2 separate regions of the Mus musculus genome follow, and region 2 is linked to region 1. A link is a loop called in an ENCODE intact Hi-C map of the cell type or tissue named here. Cell type or tissue: heart. All regions are shown on one strand. Each heading gives the region's core, and the rest is flanking DNA. Links, peaks and the distances in the headings are about the cores only. Region 1 holds the start of Nudt19 (nudix (nucleoside diphosphate linked moiety X)-type motif 19). Region 2 has its middle 4.5 kb from the start of Dpy19l3.

Region 1 (8,333 bases), core at 41-8,040:
ACTGTGCAGATGCACATTAGGACTCCATAGGCTGATTTTGAACAATCAGATGCATGAGGCCGTCTTGGCCTACACCGTCAGGCACTGTCTCAGAAAACCACAGGCATTACCACAGTAATGCCGTATAGAGGTGCGATATTTGCCTAGCACAGCCAAAGGTGTGGTTATGACCCTCTAGCACTACAAAAATAAATGCATGAGCACCACGTCTGCTGCTTCGCTTTGTACTCCAGGCCTTGGTTGATTTGTTCTAGAGTGGCCAGAATCTGGGAACAAGACTGCTGCTATCAAACCAAACACTAAGGGTCACAAAACCACAGAGCCATTTTAGTGAATGTGCCCTTCCTGAAAAAGTTTAATCTCTTGTGTAACAGGTTAGGCATCTGTAGTAGTAACTTTTTAACCTTATTGGCGTTGGCAAGTATTACACAAGTATACTGACAAAGCTTGCAGTGTCTCACACATAATATTATCACTCTGGGAAGGTCACCAGCCTCTTAAGTCAGAACTTAACTCCTTCCTATCCATTGCTCTGCATAGTCAGTCAAGTACCACATTGTGTTGTCTATTTCCCAAATGCACTTTAAACCAGTCCCCTTTTCCTATTCTATTACCATTCTTTTCATTGAAGCTTTTGTTTCTTGCCTAGTACATTCTATAGCCTCCAGGCCAGGCCCACACATCTGAGTCACTGTACAGTTGTCAGTATGTCCTTTAAAGACACGGGAATCATCCTGTTACCACTTGGAGGAAAGAGGATTTTTTTTTTTTAATGTAGGGGGCTGGTGAGATGGCTGGGGGAAGGGGCAGGAGGCAGGTAATGGCACTTGCAGCTAAACCTGATGACCCAGGACATACATTGTCTTCTGGGCGCCACATGCATTCAATGGCACTTGCATAAGTAAGTAATAAGTGTAAAAAAAAAAGTTCCCATAATGACACCTGGGCTCTATAATAGATTTAGAATAAATTTCAGCTCAAATTTCCCGTGTCAGTGCCAAGAGCATCAGTTTAGACAAGGGTAGTCTGTTGGCTCACAGATAGACGGCGGCGGCAGGTTATCTTACTAAGGGCAGATACTTCTCAACCTGTGGCCCCATTTTCTGTTTCTGGAGATGCAGTAAGTACACAGACAGCTCCATCTTTAGACAGGTTAACATTAAAAATAACCAAAGTCAACTGCAAAATGATGAGGCTGGCACACACCTTTATTAGTCCTAGACTTGGGGAGGCAGAGACAAGCAGATAGATCTCTGTGAGTTCAAGGCTAGCCTGGTCGTCTACATAGCAAGTTCCCAAAAAAGCAAGACTACATAATAATACTTTCTCAAAACTAACAAAAAACATCTCTATAGCCCCAAGAATACAGCCTAACTCATCCGAAACCCTAAAAATATGTGATCAGTTAGGATGGGATTTACAAGAGTTGGTGACTGAGAGAGAGCTGCAAAAAGGGAGACAGAAACAAGCTGTTTCCAAAAAACAAAATAGAAGTGCAAGTCCTCCAGCCACTTAAAAGTTGGAGAGGAAGCCAGGCAGTGGTGGCGCATGTCTTTGATCCCTGCACTTGGGAGGCAGATTTCTGAATTCGAGGCCAGCCTGGTCTACAGAGTGAGTTCCAGGGCGGCCAGGGCTACACAGAGAAACCCTGTCTAAAAACAAAACAAAACAAAACAAGAAACAAAAACAAAAAGAAAAAGAAAAAAGGAAAAAAGGTTGGAGAGGAGGGGGAAGCATTGCTAGTCTAGGATTAAACATCTCCCACGTAGAAAGAGAACTAATCACACTAAGATAATTTTCCCTGATCCTCAGGTGCTCAGGCAATAACAACATCTACAACTTAAGACAGACTACCCCAAGGGACAGGGACTAGCCAAAGACATTCAAACTACAGAGTAGTTAGTCTAACTTGGCATCTGATCCACCCATTCGTTTATTAGCATGGTTCAAGAGAGCTCCAGACACCTTGGAACCTCCTATACAGGCAACAGGCCAGCGTAGGGGACAAAGTCCTAGTCGTTTGCGTTTAGTGGGAAAGGTTCACAACTAGAAATTATTTTCCACTCCACACTGGCACCCGTGCTCCCAGAGGCTGGCTGGTGACTGCAGCAGCTGTGACAGGGCTGTGACAGGGCGAGAATGACCCTGACTGAAGCGCAGGGCATTCGAGGAGGTGCTCTGGCGCGGGAATCACGCTCCTCCCACAAGTAAACCTCCGGAAGCCGCCAGGCCGGATTTTTCAGGCCCTCAACATTTATAGGGCTTCTGGACACCACTCTACGACCCGGCCACTTCCTAAGGGGGATCTGAAGGACGCCGGCCATGAGCAGCTCGAGCAGCTGGCGGCGGGCAGCCACCGTGATGTTGGCAGCAGGCTGGACCCACTCGAGCCCGGCCGGCTTCCGGCTGCTGCTTCTCCAGCGAGCACAAAACCAGCGCTTCTTGCCCGGCGCGCACGTCTTCCCGGGCGGCGTGCTGGACGCGGCCGACAGCTCACCCGACTGGGTGCGTCTGTTCGCGCCTCGGCACACGCCGCCGCGCTTCGGCCTAGGCCCGGAGCCCCCTCGGCAACCCCCCTTCCCCGGGCTGTCCCACGGCGACGCGGACCCCGCGGCGCTGCCCGATGACGTAGCGCTGCGCATCTGTGCCATCCGCGAAGCCTTCGAGGAGGCGGGGGTGCTGCTCCTGCGGCCGCGGGACGCGGCTCCAGCTTCTCAGGAGCCCAGTCAGGCGCTGTCGCCTCCGGCCGGCCTGGCCGAATGGCGCTCGCGCGTGCGCAGTGACCCGCGCTGCTTCCTCCAGCTGTGTGCGCACCTAGACTGCACGCCTGACATCTGGGCGCTGCACGACTGGGGCGGATGGCTCACCCCGTATGGGCGAACCATCCGCCGTTTCGACACCACCTTCTTCCTGTGCTGCCTGCGCGACATTCCGCGCGTGGAGCCCGACGTGGCCGAGGTGGTGGGCTACCAGGTAGGGGTCGCGGGACCCGCCCCCCGGGATGCGCTGAGCCTTACCCCAGACCAAAGGCGCACGTGCGTGACCTTGCTTTAGGCTCTCAAGGACTCAACTCTCACCCTAAGCGGGGGCGCGGCAATGCTCCCAACTGCCTGTTCTGGACACTTCCCAATTCACTTCATGCCCTAAATCGTTTTCATTCGGGTTTCTAGAACACATTATAGGATTTCAGTCATTAACTTTCTTCTTCCTTCTTCATCTCTTCCTGTTTCTCTGTTCCCGTTTCCTTCGTCTTTCGCTTTCTCTCTCCTTTCCCTTTCCATCTTTCTCCTTTTTCTAACCCCTTTCTCTCTCTGCATGCGCACGCGTGGTAGGTGTGTGTGTGTGTGTGTGTGTGTGTGTGTGCGCGCGCGCGAGTTGGTCTGTCTGTCTCCCTCCATCCCTCCCTCCCTTTCTTTTTCGTGTCACTTGCAATGCACCAGGCACAGTTAGTTAGGCTTCAGGCCTAGGACCCGAGGTCTTGAGTGTGCCACCGCTTCAAGTTCATCTTTTATTTATGCAAAAAAATGTTTTCAACTGCCCGTTATTTTCCTTTTTGTAAAATAAACAAAATGACTTATTTTAAGTTGTGTTCTGGTGTGAGAGTATATGCACGTGAGTGCAGGTGCCCATTGATGCCAGAAGTGTCTAATCACCTGGAGCAGGAGTTGAGGAAGGTTGTGAGCTACCTTGAATGGGTGCTGGGCACTGAACTCAGGCCTTCTGCGGGATGCTTCCTCTCCAGATCTCAGTTGAGCCAGTCTCTCGCGCCACTCCCTGTTTCTTGTACCTGCAGTTACACATATGTTGGACAGCTTGGCCTCCCACTGGACCTGGATGCCTCGTTCACTCATTTCAACCTTTTCCTCTCAGTATTCCAATTGAGTAAACTCAATGGCTGTTTTTTTGCTTTTTAATATTTGATTGTGTTTTTTTGAGACAGGGTTTCTCTCTGTAGCCCTGGCTGTCCTGGAACTGACTCTGTAGACCATGCTGACCTTGAACTCAGAGTTCTGACTGCCTCCGTCTCCTAAATGCTATGATTAAAGGCGTGTGCTGCCACACCCAGCTCAATTGTTTAAGTTTGCTTTTTTTTTTTTTAAATGAAATATCAACTGTAAATAGTATTTCTGGAAGCATTATAGCTGCCTGTAACCTCAGTACTAGAGGATCTGACGCCCCCTTCTGGCCCTCATCTGGTGTACAGATTTCTAAGCAGGCAAAAATACATGAATAAAAAGTAACTAACTATAAAGCGAATTTTTTCCTTTTTTTTTTAATTTAATTTTTTTTTGAATTTTTTTCCTTTTTATTTTATTATGTTGATAGTTCCTTTACATCTTTGGACCAATGGAACTGCTGAGAACAGGAGTTTGTCAGTTTGCCATAACCTAGACTTCCTCTCAGGGGCCTCTTGGTACAGATACTTACAGAGCTTCTGTGATGGAGGATGCAGACCTGCCTGCTTCTCTTGAGTCACTCACAAATGCCTTTTTCATCCTTTCCTTGAAGTACTGTCCAAAGCCTGGGTGTGCTTGCCCAGACATTCTCTAAAGCTACTCTGCTAACCCCGTCCACCAGGTGACCACTTAAAGCATAGCTCTCTCTCTCTCTATCCACCCCATCTCCCTTCTGCTAGCACCTGCTGAGATCTATAGCTTTGTGCTCTTAAACTGTAGTAAAAATTGTCCTTGAGCTTCTCTTTGACCCTGTTTTTAACTTCATCATTTTTTAAAAGATTTATTTATTTATTTTATGTATATGAGTACTCTTGCTGTAGCTGTCTTCAGACACACCAGAAGAGGCCATCGGATCCCACTACAGATGGTTGTGAGCCACCATGTGGTTTCTGGGGTTTGAACTCAGGACCTTAGAAAGAGCAGTCAGTGCTCTTTACCACTGAGCCACCTCTCCAGCCCTAAATTTGTCTTTTTAACAAACGATTTTATTTTATGCATGTGCATGCATTTTAGTTATGGACTGCATTTCCCTGCGCTTGACGTCAGCATGCTCTGAAGTTTTTGAGTGCATGTTAGCATTGTTTTTAGGTCGCTGGATGCAGGGTTTTGTTCTATTCTCTTAACTAGTGTTGCACTCTCCCCGGAAGGCAGTTAAGTTATTAGAGATGGACTTTACCCTTTTGAGGTGTGTTTAAAATGGTTTGCAAGTGGGTCCACAGTAGCATTCATCCTTGGGGCTCATTTCCCTGACGTTCTATTCTGTGGTTCTATTCCTGCTCACTTGAGTGGAAAAGCTCCTTACATTCAAAAAAGGCTTTCCCTCTGTCAGGAATATACTGCTGGGGAAAACTAGAAAACGTCTTGGATCCAGGTGAGCATGAAGAATTTAGTCAGCAACCTCCCAGGTAGTTGCTCTTTCCCTGGGCGTCATCAGGCCCAGGTAAGTAGTCAGTAGAGCTGTGGAGTTCAGTTCTGGGTAGAACTTCTCGGCACATGCTCACCAGATACTAAGTGAGCCTTCCAAGTTCTGCTCCAGTCTGCCCCAGTCTGCTCCAGTCTGCCCCAGTCTGCTCCAGTCTGCTCTAGTCAGTAAGACTCCTGGATGCTACTTAGTCTCCCCCAGTGCTCTTGGACTGGGATTGACTTTAAGCAGATAGGTGGGCTCACTTCATTCTATTATATATTTATTTACTTACTTATAGTTAGGCATTTTTGGTGTCTGAAAATAGATTTTTATTGCCAGGCAGTGGTGGCGCAGGCCTTTAATCCCAACACTTGGGAGGTAGAGGCAGGCGGATTTCTGAGTTCAAGGCCAGCCTGGTCTACAGAGTGAGTTCCAGGACAGCCAGGACTACACAGAGAAGCCCTGTCTCGAAAAAACAAAACAAAACAAAACCAAAAAAAAATTAGATTTTATTGAGTTGCTGTGTAACGTGTGGGTTTAGCTCTTGTGACTGAAAGGATTTTTGAATTTTATTTACTAATTATTAATATTTTAATTGGCATTTTATTGTTGTTAAGTGTTGTTATTTATACTTATTATTTGGTTGTTATTGATTATTTTTGTTTAACACGCATGCAGCTGACCAGAAGAGAGCATTGGATCCCCTAGAACTTGAGTTATGGATGGTTGTGAGCTGTCCTGTGTAGATGCTAGGGACCCAACTCTGGCCCTCTGGAAGAGCTGCAACTGCTTTTAACCACTGAGGCAGTTCTCTAGCCTCCGGTTCTTTCTTTCTGAGACAGGACCTCATTATCTTACCCAGGCAGGACTTCAACTCCTGGACTCAAGCAATTTTCCTGCTTCAGCCTCCTGACTAAGCAGGGCGATTGGTACATGGCAGTGTCTGGGCCTCTGAAAGTTATGCTGTCTCGGAGAGCTCTAGCAAGGCCTTTGGATAAGTTAATGTTTTTCACATCAAATCGATCTTGTATCCCCATCTAACGACCACAGATCTGACTGGTGACTCAATACATCTTACAAAGCTTCTCCCTTTGTCTCTTACAGTGGTTGTCCCCATCAGAGGCAACTGAATGTTTCCTATCAAAAGAAATCTGGCTGGCACCACCACAGTTCTATGAAATGAGAAGACTTGAAAACTTTGCCTCTCTCTCTGCTCTGTATAGATTTTGTTCGGATCGCCCATCAGAAGTACCTGAGAAATGGCTGCCAATAATACTTTTAACTTCTGATGGCACCATCCATCTTCTCCCAGGTGAGTCAGAGAAGTATAGCACTCCTGTTCATTAGGATTCGAGTTGGGTACAGCCAGGCTTTCTGGCAGCATTGCCCAGCAGAGAGGGAGGAGTTACAGCCTGTTTTATGTCGCCTCTGCCTGTGGGTGTGGCTAACCTCTGCTTATAGGCCACCCCCATGCACCCCCTGATAACTGAATGCAGCCCAATACAAAAGCTTATGCTTCCTGACAAGTTTTGAGGGATCTTTTTCTTAACTTCTTTATTTTAAAGTTTTTGTTTGTTTGTTTTTTTATTGTTGTTCAGCTGTGTGGTTCTCAGACATAATCTTTAATGTCAAGGGTTGCAGTAAATCTCCAACCCCAATAAGCCCGTGCAAAGAACAGACAACTCAGTTACAATATTTATAAGGATTGGGCAGATTTACCACTGCACTACTCTGTTCCCCAGCTATGAGAGCCATTGCTACTTGTGACTTCTCCAAGCCACATGGTTCTGCTCCATCTTCCTTCCACCTCCTCTTCCTCCATCTTCCCCTGTCTCCTCCATCTCCTTGTCTCCTCTCCTCTCCTCCTTCCTCTCTTCTCCCTCTCTAAAAGCTCCACCTTTCCCTTCCACTGCTCAATCACAGGCTCTAGCCTTTAGTTACGAGGTTTGCTGTGCCTGGTGGAATAGTAATTAAAAGGTCACTGTCACTCCACTGTGGTGGTGCATGCTTTTTAGTCCCAGTATTTGGAAGGCAGAGACAGGTGGATCTCTGTGATTTGGAGGCTAGTCTGGTCTACGTTGAGAGTTCCGGGACAATTAGGGCTCTTATACAGTGAAACCCTGTCTCAAAAAACGGAGGGAGGAGAGGGGAAGGCCAGAATCATAAAATGTACGTGTTTTAAGTTTGAGTCTGTTCTTGTGACAAATACCATGACCATAGACAACTTTGGGAGGAAGAAGGTTTATGTCAGACTGTGGGTTATGGTTCATTATTGAGAGAAGCTGGGGCAGTAACTTGAAAACAGGCCTCAAGCTTTACCACACACAGCATTGCTTCCAACCAACAAACTCACTTCACAATCAGAGGCATACATCAGGAACCATAGAGAATTCTACTTGCTAGCTGGCTCACAAAGAACTGTGCTTAGCTAACTTTCTTACTCAGTTTGGGACCCACTGACTAAGGAATGGTGCTGCCCACAGTGGGCTGTATCAAATAACAATCAGGACAATACTTCCACGGGCCCATATAATCTGGGCAGTCCTTCAATTAAGATACTTTATTTCAGATGACTATAGGCTGTATGGTTTTGTCCAAGTGAACTTTAGGAAACATAGTCTTTATTTTTATTTATTTTTGAGAAAATTTCTAATATAGATCTCAGACTAAGTGGCATAGAACTTACTGTTTATCCCAGGCTGGCATCCTCCTGCCTTCATTACCCATTTGCTGAGATCACAGGTATACCACTGTGCCCAGCCCATAATGTTTATTATAACTAGAAATCCTGAATTTATGCATATATATATTTCCTAGGCATGGGCACGATTCTCTAATCATGCATTTTCTCACTTTTACATCTTCATTTCAAATTATGAGAACTTGTAGACTGTCAGCTTATTTGAATTATAAAGATTGTCGGTGGTGAGTTATAGTTTGGCAAACACTGGACAGTTTCGGGGTTAAGCACT
Region 2 (8,333 bases), core at 282-8,281, 200 kb before region 1:
TTATCCTCTGACTTCCACGCGTACACATACACACAATAAGCAAGAGTAATGAAGGAGAAGGAGGAGTCCAGGAGGAAGAGGAGGGGAGAGCCACCCTCAGACTGTCTCATCTCCATCCAGGGTTCTCAAGATGGAGCTAGGAGAATACTTGAGGAGCCTTAGAGAAAACCTAGCTCAGCACGAAATTGGGATGACAAAATATCTGGATTGAGAGTTCTAGAAGCACATCCATTTCAGCACAAAGTTCTACTTATTCCTATAAGAGAACCCAAAAAATAATCTGAGGCCATACAGTATTGCCTAGGTATCTGTCACCAGGGGGGCTTTGCTTCTCCGTCTCAGATACCACGACGGAGCTCTCCATTGCCCAGGAAGTGGCATTACAGCAGTCCAGAGAGGCAAGCTGGAAGGAGCAGCCAAGGCCACTGATTATTCCATGAGAAGCGGGCACAAGTGGGACTCATCCCACTTGGAAAGCGAATGCGATCAAGCACCATCCTCTGCTGTCACTGGAGAGCTGGATTATTCTCCTCCCTCATTCAGAAACACACAACACTGATCCCAGCCCTGAAAATGAAAAGAAATGTAGAAGGTAACCATGGAGATTAAAAAAAAAAAAAAAAGAGCACAGAGAAGTCGAGGTATGAAGAATAGCAGGTGTGAAGGGGAAAAAAAAAATACCGAGGCTTCAAAGCTCTGTGAACTTAACTCTGACCGGTTGCACTCACCTAATGGCATGCCTGCCTATGCCAATCCACTCTGTCACTCACTGGTTTTAAACCATTTCAAATCTGGATAGCACAGAGTTTACAGAGGAAGAGAAAAATATTAACAATATTTCAAAATGCTTTGTTTGCAGACCCTCACAGAAAGGGGGGCATATCAGCAGATGCTTAAAGGCTGGAAAGGAGACATTGTTAGTTCCCATGCAACGGTGCAATGATCTGTGAGCATTAACAAAGCACACAAACATGTACAGCTTCCTTTATAAATATGTATTAGAGCTGAGAGCATTGCTCAGTGATAGAGCAGCTGCCTAGAATCCCACCTTCCACCTAGCCTGGAGGCTGGGGCGTGGCTCTATGGTAGAGCCCCTGCCTAGAATCCTCCAGTGAGGGGTTGGGGGCGTGGCTCTGTGGTAGAGCCCCTGCCCAGAATCCTCCAGTGAGAGGTTGGGGGCGTGGCTCTGTGGTAGAGCCCCTGCCTAGAATCCCCCAGGGAGGGGCTGGGGGCGTGGCTCTGTGGTAGAGCCCCTGCCTAGAATCTCTCCACCACCACCACCACCACCACCACCACCACCCCCCACCCCCCCCCGTTGGGGCTGGGGGTGTGGCTGAGTGGTTGAGTGCTTGTCAGCTGTGCATAAGGGCTGGAGTTCGTTCTCAGAACTACAAAAATCACAAACGACTTAAGTGAGCTGAACCAGGCTGAGAAGAATGCCAAAAACAGATCTACCTCTGTGGTTCCTGACTTAGAGCCATACACAAGGAATGTATGAAAGAACCCTAGCAGAAAATATTAGGAATTCCATTTGTCCTGACTTTAGTCATATTTATATATGAACATACTTATATATTTATAGAAAGAGGGGATAGAGAAATAATAATCCTGACCAAAAACTGGGGACCACTGCTATGTTATGAAGACATTGAGAACCAGTATGGTGGCACACCTGAAATCCCAGCACAGGGAGGGGAAGCTCTAAAAGGACAGTGAGCCCAGGTCCTCTGCAAGACCAAATGCTCTGAGCTGTAAAAGTAGTTTTCTATTCTCTTGTAGTAATGGCCATTCCCATGGCTGTCTGCCTGTCTGCTAACTTGGTCCTGGAAGCTTCTAGCCTCTGTACAATTTAATCTAGGCCTAGAATGTTTCCATCTCTGAGACTTGCTGCTGAATAAGCTCACTCTCTCTACTTTTTTCTGAACTCTACCTGGCGGGTTCAACTCAGCTGTTCTGTTCAAACTCCTCTCCCAGCTGACTGACTCAATCTGGCTTCTCTCTCAGCTTCTGAATTGCCTCTGCTCAGCCTCTAACTCTAGCAGTCTTTTCTCGTCTGTCTTCTGGCTCCTTCTCATTCTATCTTTACCTGTATCTAGCTTGCTCTCTCTTCAATCTGTCTTTGTACAATTCCCAGTAAAGCTGCCTCCTCCTCCTCCGCCTCCTCCTCCTCCTCCTCCTCCTCCTCCTCCTCCTCCTCCTCCTCCCCCCTCTCACCTCCACTGCACTGCTCTCCGTGGACTCTCCTGTATTCCCGCACTGTACTCCCTTTTCCTGTGCTGTCTGTCTGTCTCTCCCTTAAGTAACTTCCCTTTCCTCTCTCTTCTCCTGAGAGTTGGGCAGATCCTATTCTGTAAAATCTTTCTCTGGTTTGTCACTTTGTCTGCCCCTCAATTAGACATCACTTTCAAACATGGATGCTTCCTTCTACAAACTAAATTGACCTTCATTGTGTAAGATTAATGGTGTGTACTAATGGCATGTCTGTATTCCAGCCAGAAGGATTAAAGGCATATGTTAAGGGCTGAGCCACACCCTAACTAGAAATAGGTTCAGATATGAAACACTTAACTTCTGAACAGTCTCAACAGCCCTGGGCCAGACTGTATCCGCTTCTGTCGCAGATGCTGTATTGTGAAGGTCTCCTTTTTCCCACACATATCTATGTGTCCACTGTAATGTCAATGATCATGAATTGTTTCACATTTCTCAAGACAATAGACAGAGTGGCTGAATTATTTTTTCATGCCTAGAAGTAGGATAATGTCCATTGCTGTCTCAAACCTGAGAAAAGCATTCTACAAAGAGACAGTCGTTTTAGGCCTGCTGACTTATGCACTGGCTCTGTTTGCTGGTACATCGGTTGCTGGTGCAGGGAACCACACCCTTGGCCTTATGTGCGTAAGCAGGCACTCTGCCACTTCATGGTGTCTCCAGCCCTTGTTGTTTGTTTGTTTTATCTTTGTTTTCACCTAAAAATACTCTTCAAATGATATGTGTGAAGGAGGGGCATGTGAATGCAGGTGCCCAAAGGTCCCCAGTGCCCGCCCTCACACTGGAGCTCTAGGTAGCTGTGAGCAGCCGCTGTGGGTGCTGGGGACCAGAGCAGCATTTGCTCCTGATCACAGAGCTCTCGAGGCTTCAGCCCTCTACCTAGCCTTCTGCCTTAGCCTCCAAGGATATGGGATTATAGGCATGCACCTTGGTTCTTTGAAAAAATAATTTAAACAGGGGCTTCGTGGTTAAGAGCACCTGATCTTCCTGAAGAGGACCCAGTTTGGTTTGAGCAACCACACTGCAGCTCACAATTTGCCTTTAACTTCAGTTCCAGGGGGAAATCTATCGCCCTCTTCTGGCATCCCTGGGCACTGCATGCACTCTGGCTGGAATACAAACACAAAATAAACTCTTTTTAAAAAGAGAACATAATTCAAAATATAAAAATAATTCAAAGGATCTGGAGAGATGGCTAGGTCATTAAGAGCACTGGCTGCTCTTCCAGAGGACCCAGGTTCAATTCCCAGGACCTACATATCAGCTCACATTTGTCTGTAACTCCAGTTCCAGGGGATATGACACCCTCACACTGACATACATGCAGGCAACATCAATGCACATAAAATAAAAATAAATTATATATTTTTAAAAGTAATAATTTGTAAAAAGTAATTTAAATATAATGGTTCACAAGCTGGCTGTAAGTCCATGAGAATTTATTATGTAGTATAAGTAATTTTAAACATTCAAGTAAGGGCCATGAAATAATTGAACAATTAGAAAAATATTATCTAAGTCTTTCTTATTCCATATTAAGAAGATTCTGAAGCTAGGTGGTGGTGGCACACGCCTTTAAGGTCAGCACTGGGAAGCAGAGGCAGGCAGATCTTTGAGTTTGAGGCCAGCCTGGTCTAAAGAGCAAGTTCTAGGCTTGCCTGGGCTACATGGAGAAACCCTGTCTTGAAAAACCTATATAAAATATCTGCAGTTCAAGATACTAGAATAAAGTACTCAAGAAATCTGATCTCACAATGAAAGAGCTCAGAAACACTGTGAGCTCTGGGGACGACAGACTTGATCCTATAAACCTGGGAGATCGCACAGAGCAGAAGACAGCCAACCGATCACACAGTAATGAGAAGCAGCTGCCTGTGGTGGCCATGACAAATAGTAAGTATACACTCACAGCGAACAGAGGGTCGCTTCACAAGACATTAAATACCTGTGCAGGACAAAGCGTATAAAAAGAACAACCAGAGTAGAGACAAATAAAAACCCCCGCTATCATTGCCTTTACCTAACGAACACATACAGCAGGCATGGTGGTGCAGTGCACTAATCCAGTGCTTAGAAGGACGAGGGAGAATCATCTTGATTTCACAGTCAGCCTGGGCTACAAGATGAGTTTAAGGCTAGCCTGGGCTATACACCATGTTCACGGCCCTGCTGCAAAAACAAAGAGCCAAGGAGTGAGGCTATAACGAATGGTAAAGCATTTGCTCAGCATGTGCAAAGTCTTGTGTCCTAGCCCCAGCAGGCCATCCCCCCACCCCTGAAAAAAAAAAACCTAAGGTAATGATATATTATCTTCCCTCTAAGATTGGCAAAGATTAATTAAATATGTTCACTGTTGGCAAAGGTACAGAGAAATCCTAGCTGTAATACAAACTGGTAATAAAAATTAAAGTAATGGAATTGTTCATCCTTTTGCGATGTCGTTTGCCAACTTTTATCACAAACGAGAACATGAGTTCTTTCAGCTCTATTTCTAGACACATTTCCTAAAGAATTGTATATGTCTAAGAATGTTCCTACAGATTTGCTTAAAACTGCATAGAACCAGAAACTGGGCATACTATTGTACATGCCATCAGTCTAAGCATGAGAAGTCAAAAGCAGGCAGCTTAGCTCTTGGAGGCTAACCTGGTCTACATAGGCAATTTCAGTCCAGCCCAGGCTACAGAGTGAGAACCTGCCTCAAAAATAAGCAACAAAAAGACAGGGGCTGGAGAAGAGCTCAGTGGTTAAGGGCACTTGCTGCTCCTGCAGAGGACATGGGTTTGATTCCTAGCACCCACATGGTGACTCACAACCATCTGTAACTCCAGTTTCAGAGGGTCCTTTACCCTGTCCTGGTCTCCTGGGCATCAGTAGGTGCACAGACATACACGTGGATAAAACATTCATATAAATATTTCAATATTATATATTATTTATAGTCTGTATTATGACATACATAGTATATATTATAAATACAATGTAGTATATTATAATATATAAACTATATATAATATATTATCACATACTATAATTATATTATATTATATATCATACATTAAATTTTATATATTATATAAAAATTACTTATATATCTATAAATATATACCCTAATATCCAGTTAAATGGGAATATATAAAAGGAAATATACATCATGCCATGTCCATATTGATGATCAGTATTGCATTGATTACCTATCACTGTATATATAATAAAAGCCCCCTTCCCAAACCTGTCCCCTCACAACAATAACCATCTACTGTCTCAGAGTTTCGATGTATAAGAGTGATAAGCAGAGGTGGTTCTGCCCAGGATGGATCCTGCTATCAGCCGAAGCTGTCCAGGAGCTCCCCGATCTACTAACAGGGTAGCTCACTGGCAAGTGGCTGACTGGAGGCTGCTCCACAGGCCGCTGGGGTAGCCTCAAGACATAACCCTGAAATCCTCCCCTAAGTGAGCAATCCAACAGAAGCCAAGGCTGACACTGGACTGCCCTGTGTCCTAGCCTCACAATTCAGTCATACAGAACTGGGGCTTCCAGCCCCAGCCCAAATCCTGTGAAAGTGAGAAGGGAGAAAGGCTGCCCCCTGCTGTCTCCACCATGAAGTGATCAGCCCACCTTTACATTGCCCTCCCTCTACCACAGACGCCTAGGAAACCCCCAGGTTTCAGAGGTTATGTCTTGAGGCTACTCCAACAGCCTGTGGGGAGAGCCCTGTGAGCAGCAACTAGCCTAGAGCCAGCTGCCAGCCCTGCGGTGGCTGATCAGGCAGTTCTAGGTCAGCTTTCCTGAGCAGAACCAGCTCTGCCTATGTTAACAAAACAAAACAAACAAACAAAAAACCCAACTCCCCTATAAGTTGTTAAACACTTCAAGCCTGCTTTTATTTTTCTCTTTTGATGCGTCCCACGGTCCTGACTGCTCAAGTCAGAAACCTAGGAGCCCGCAGAGCTTCCTCCCTCTTCTTACATAATCCGTACAGACACCCACACTACTCCAGCTGCACGGAGCACCTAAATATCCCAGATCTGCTGCGTTTTCTTCATCTCCATGGCTATCACCCAAGTTAATACTTTTTAAAAGACTTACTTCTATTTAAAAACGTTTAACAATGTCTTTTATGTCTATGTTTTGCGTCTGCACTGTATGGATGCATTGCCCACTGAGGCCAGAAGAGGGCATCAGATCCCAGAGGACAGGATTCACTGAGAATGTGGGTACTGGCAATCCAATGGAGGTTCTCTGAAGGGGAAGCCAGTGCTCTTCGCGGCTGAGACATCTCTCCAACCACCCCCTTATTTATATTTTTTTATGAATGTTTTGCCTGCAAGTCTGTATACCCCGTGCATGCTTGACGCCCTTGGGGATCAGAAGATGGCATTAGATCTCCTGAAATGGGAGTTACAGATGGTTGTGAGCCACCATGTAGGTGCTAGGAACTGAACCTGGGTCCTGTGACTTTAAGTATGATTCTAATTACATCTTTAAGATCCAGTTTTATTTGTGTGTCTGTGTCTGTGTGTGTGTGTGGGGGGGGGGGGGCGGAGGGGTCCCAGGGAGCCAGAAGAGGGTGTTGGAGCATCTGGAACTGAAGCTACTGACTCACATGGGTGTCGGAGCCTAACTGTGGTGCACCAAGTACTCAATCTCTGAGCCATCTCTCCAGCCCCTCCTCTTGCTTTCTTCATTCATCAGAGTGATTCCCGAGGGACACCTGTCAGCACTGCCACTGACAACATCACAGGAGAGCAGGAAGGCTCTTTATAGGACTTTTATTGTATGTGTATCGGTGTTTTACCCGAATGTATATATGTGCACCATATGCCTGTCTGATGCCCACAGAGGCCAGAAGAGAGCATCAGATGCCCTGGAACTGGAGTTACAGATGGTTGTGAGCTGCCACATGGATTCTGGAACCAAACCTGGGTCTTTTGGAGGAGCAGCCCTTAGCTGTTGAGCCATCTCTGCAGCCCTAAGGTAGGATATTTTTAGTGTAAATAAAGGTTAGTAAGCATCGCCCTTGAAACTCCAATCTGGGGGGGAAAGGAATGAGGCCCAAAGGTCAAGTACACTCGGGCCTTAAAGCAGACCCTGTTTAACATAAGATCCATGAGAGGAACTCATCATTTCTGTTAGCAAACTTTACAGCAAGTATTCTGTGCTGGGATCCTTGCCTGCAGCTGGCGAGGGTTCATCTAGATCTGCAGTGGAATGGGGGAAATTCCTTCTCCTTCCTCCATAATTTCCCTTGCCTTTCTATCGTGCTTCACTACAACTCATCGTCTTGCTGCATGCTTGTGACAAGCCAGTACTCTATGTCTCTGCATATGGCCCAGGCAAGAGTTGGACTTGTCATCCTCCTGCGGCAGCCTCCTTCCTCAGCAGGACTACAGGAGCGCCATCTAAGACCTTAAATCTCAGACTTTACTCTTAGTGCGCACCCACTTTCTATGAGAAGCACTACGACCCGACGTTCTTATGACAGTTCTTGCCTCGTGTTACAGACATGAAGCAGCAGCTGAATACTGTTCCCCTCAGGGACATGCGCCTCACACCAGTTACATGTTCCACAAATCACTTTAAGTAGGTGTGGGGTGAGGGGCTATCTAATAAAGCATTCTGAGCAGTGTGTTCTTGGTATTAACAGTCGACAACCAAAAGAGAAAAAGATCTATCAGGGACAGGTAGCTAAGAAAGGCAGGGTGTATGGAACAATTTTTGTTGGAATTAGATGACAGGCTGCCTTTTCGTAGGTACTGATCTCAGTGGGCCATCCACTACCAAAACTCAGTCTGGCGCACACCTTCCTTTAGTCACAGCACTCAGGAGGCAGAGGCAGACGTGAGGCCAAATTGGTCCACACGCAATTTCAGGCCAGCCAGAGCTAGAAAGTGAGACCCTGTCTCAAAGAGAGGGAAAAGATGCTGACAAGCAGTTTAAAGATAAGAGGAACATCTAGGACTCAATACTGAAGGTGCATGTTAAGGAGGAGAATTAACAACAAAGGCCAGAGCAGTACTACGGCGGCGGCGGGAGGATGGGTGTGGATGGGTTGGGGGTG

Evidence for each region. A loop is a pair of places that touch in the nucleus more often than their neighbours do. Peaks named below come from ENCODE experiments on the same cell type or tissue, not always from the same donor. Only the 100,000 strongest peaks of a DNase experiment are listed, where the experiment ranks them.
Region 2: it touches region 1 in a loop (2.0-fold over the local background); 3 of 42 quality-filtered maps call a loop at or near these places.

What each region holds. Positions count from the first base shown.
Region 1 is chr7:35,549,794-35,558,126 of GRCm38, reverse strand. It overlaps Nudt19 (nudix (nucleoside diphosphate linked moiety X)-type motif 19), which reads left to right and starts at 2,199. Exons shown (of 3, transcript NM_033080.2): 1 at 2,199-2,973; 2 at 6,466-6,673. The coding sequence starts at 2,323. In heart, for the core only: a CTCF peak has its summit at 4,184 (motif pointing left); DNase peaks (open chromatin) are centred at 2,166 and 2,696; H3K4me3 peaks cover 2,246 bases; H3K27ac peaks cover 2,510 bases.
Region 2 is chr7:35,754,809-35,763,141 of GRCm38, reverse strand. No RefSeq gene overlaps it. Among named protein-coding and RNA genes, the nearest start is that of Dpy19l3, 4.5 kb to the right of the region's middle. In heart, for the core only: CTCF peaks have their summits at 3,351 (motif pointing left), 5,848 (motif pointing left) and 6,435 (motif pointing right); no DNase peak of the experiment used is centred there; H3K4me3 peaks cover 252 bases; H3K27ac peaks cover 448 bases.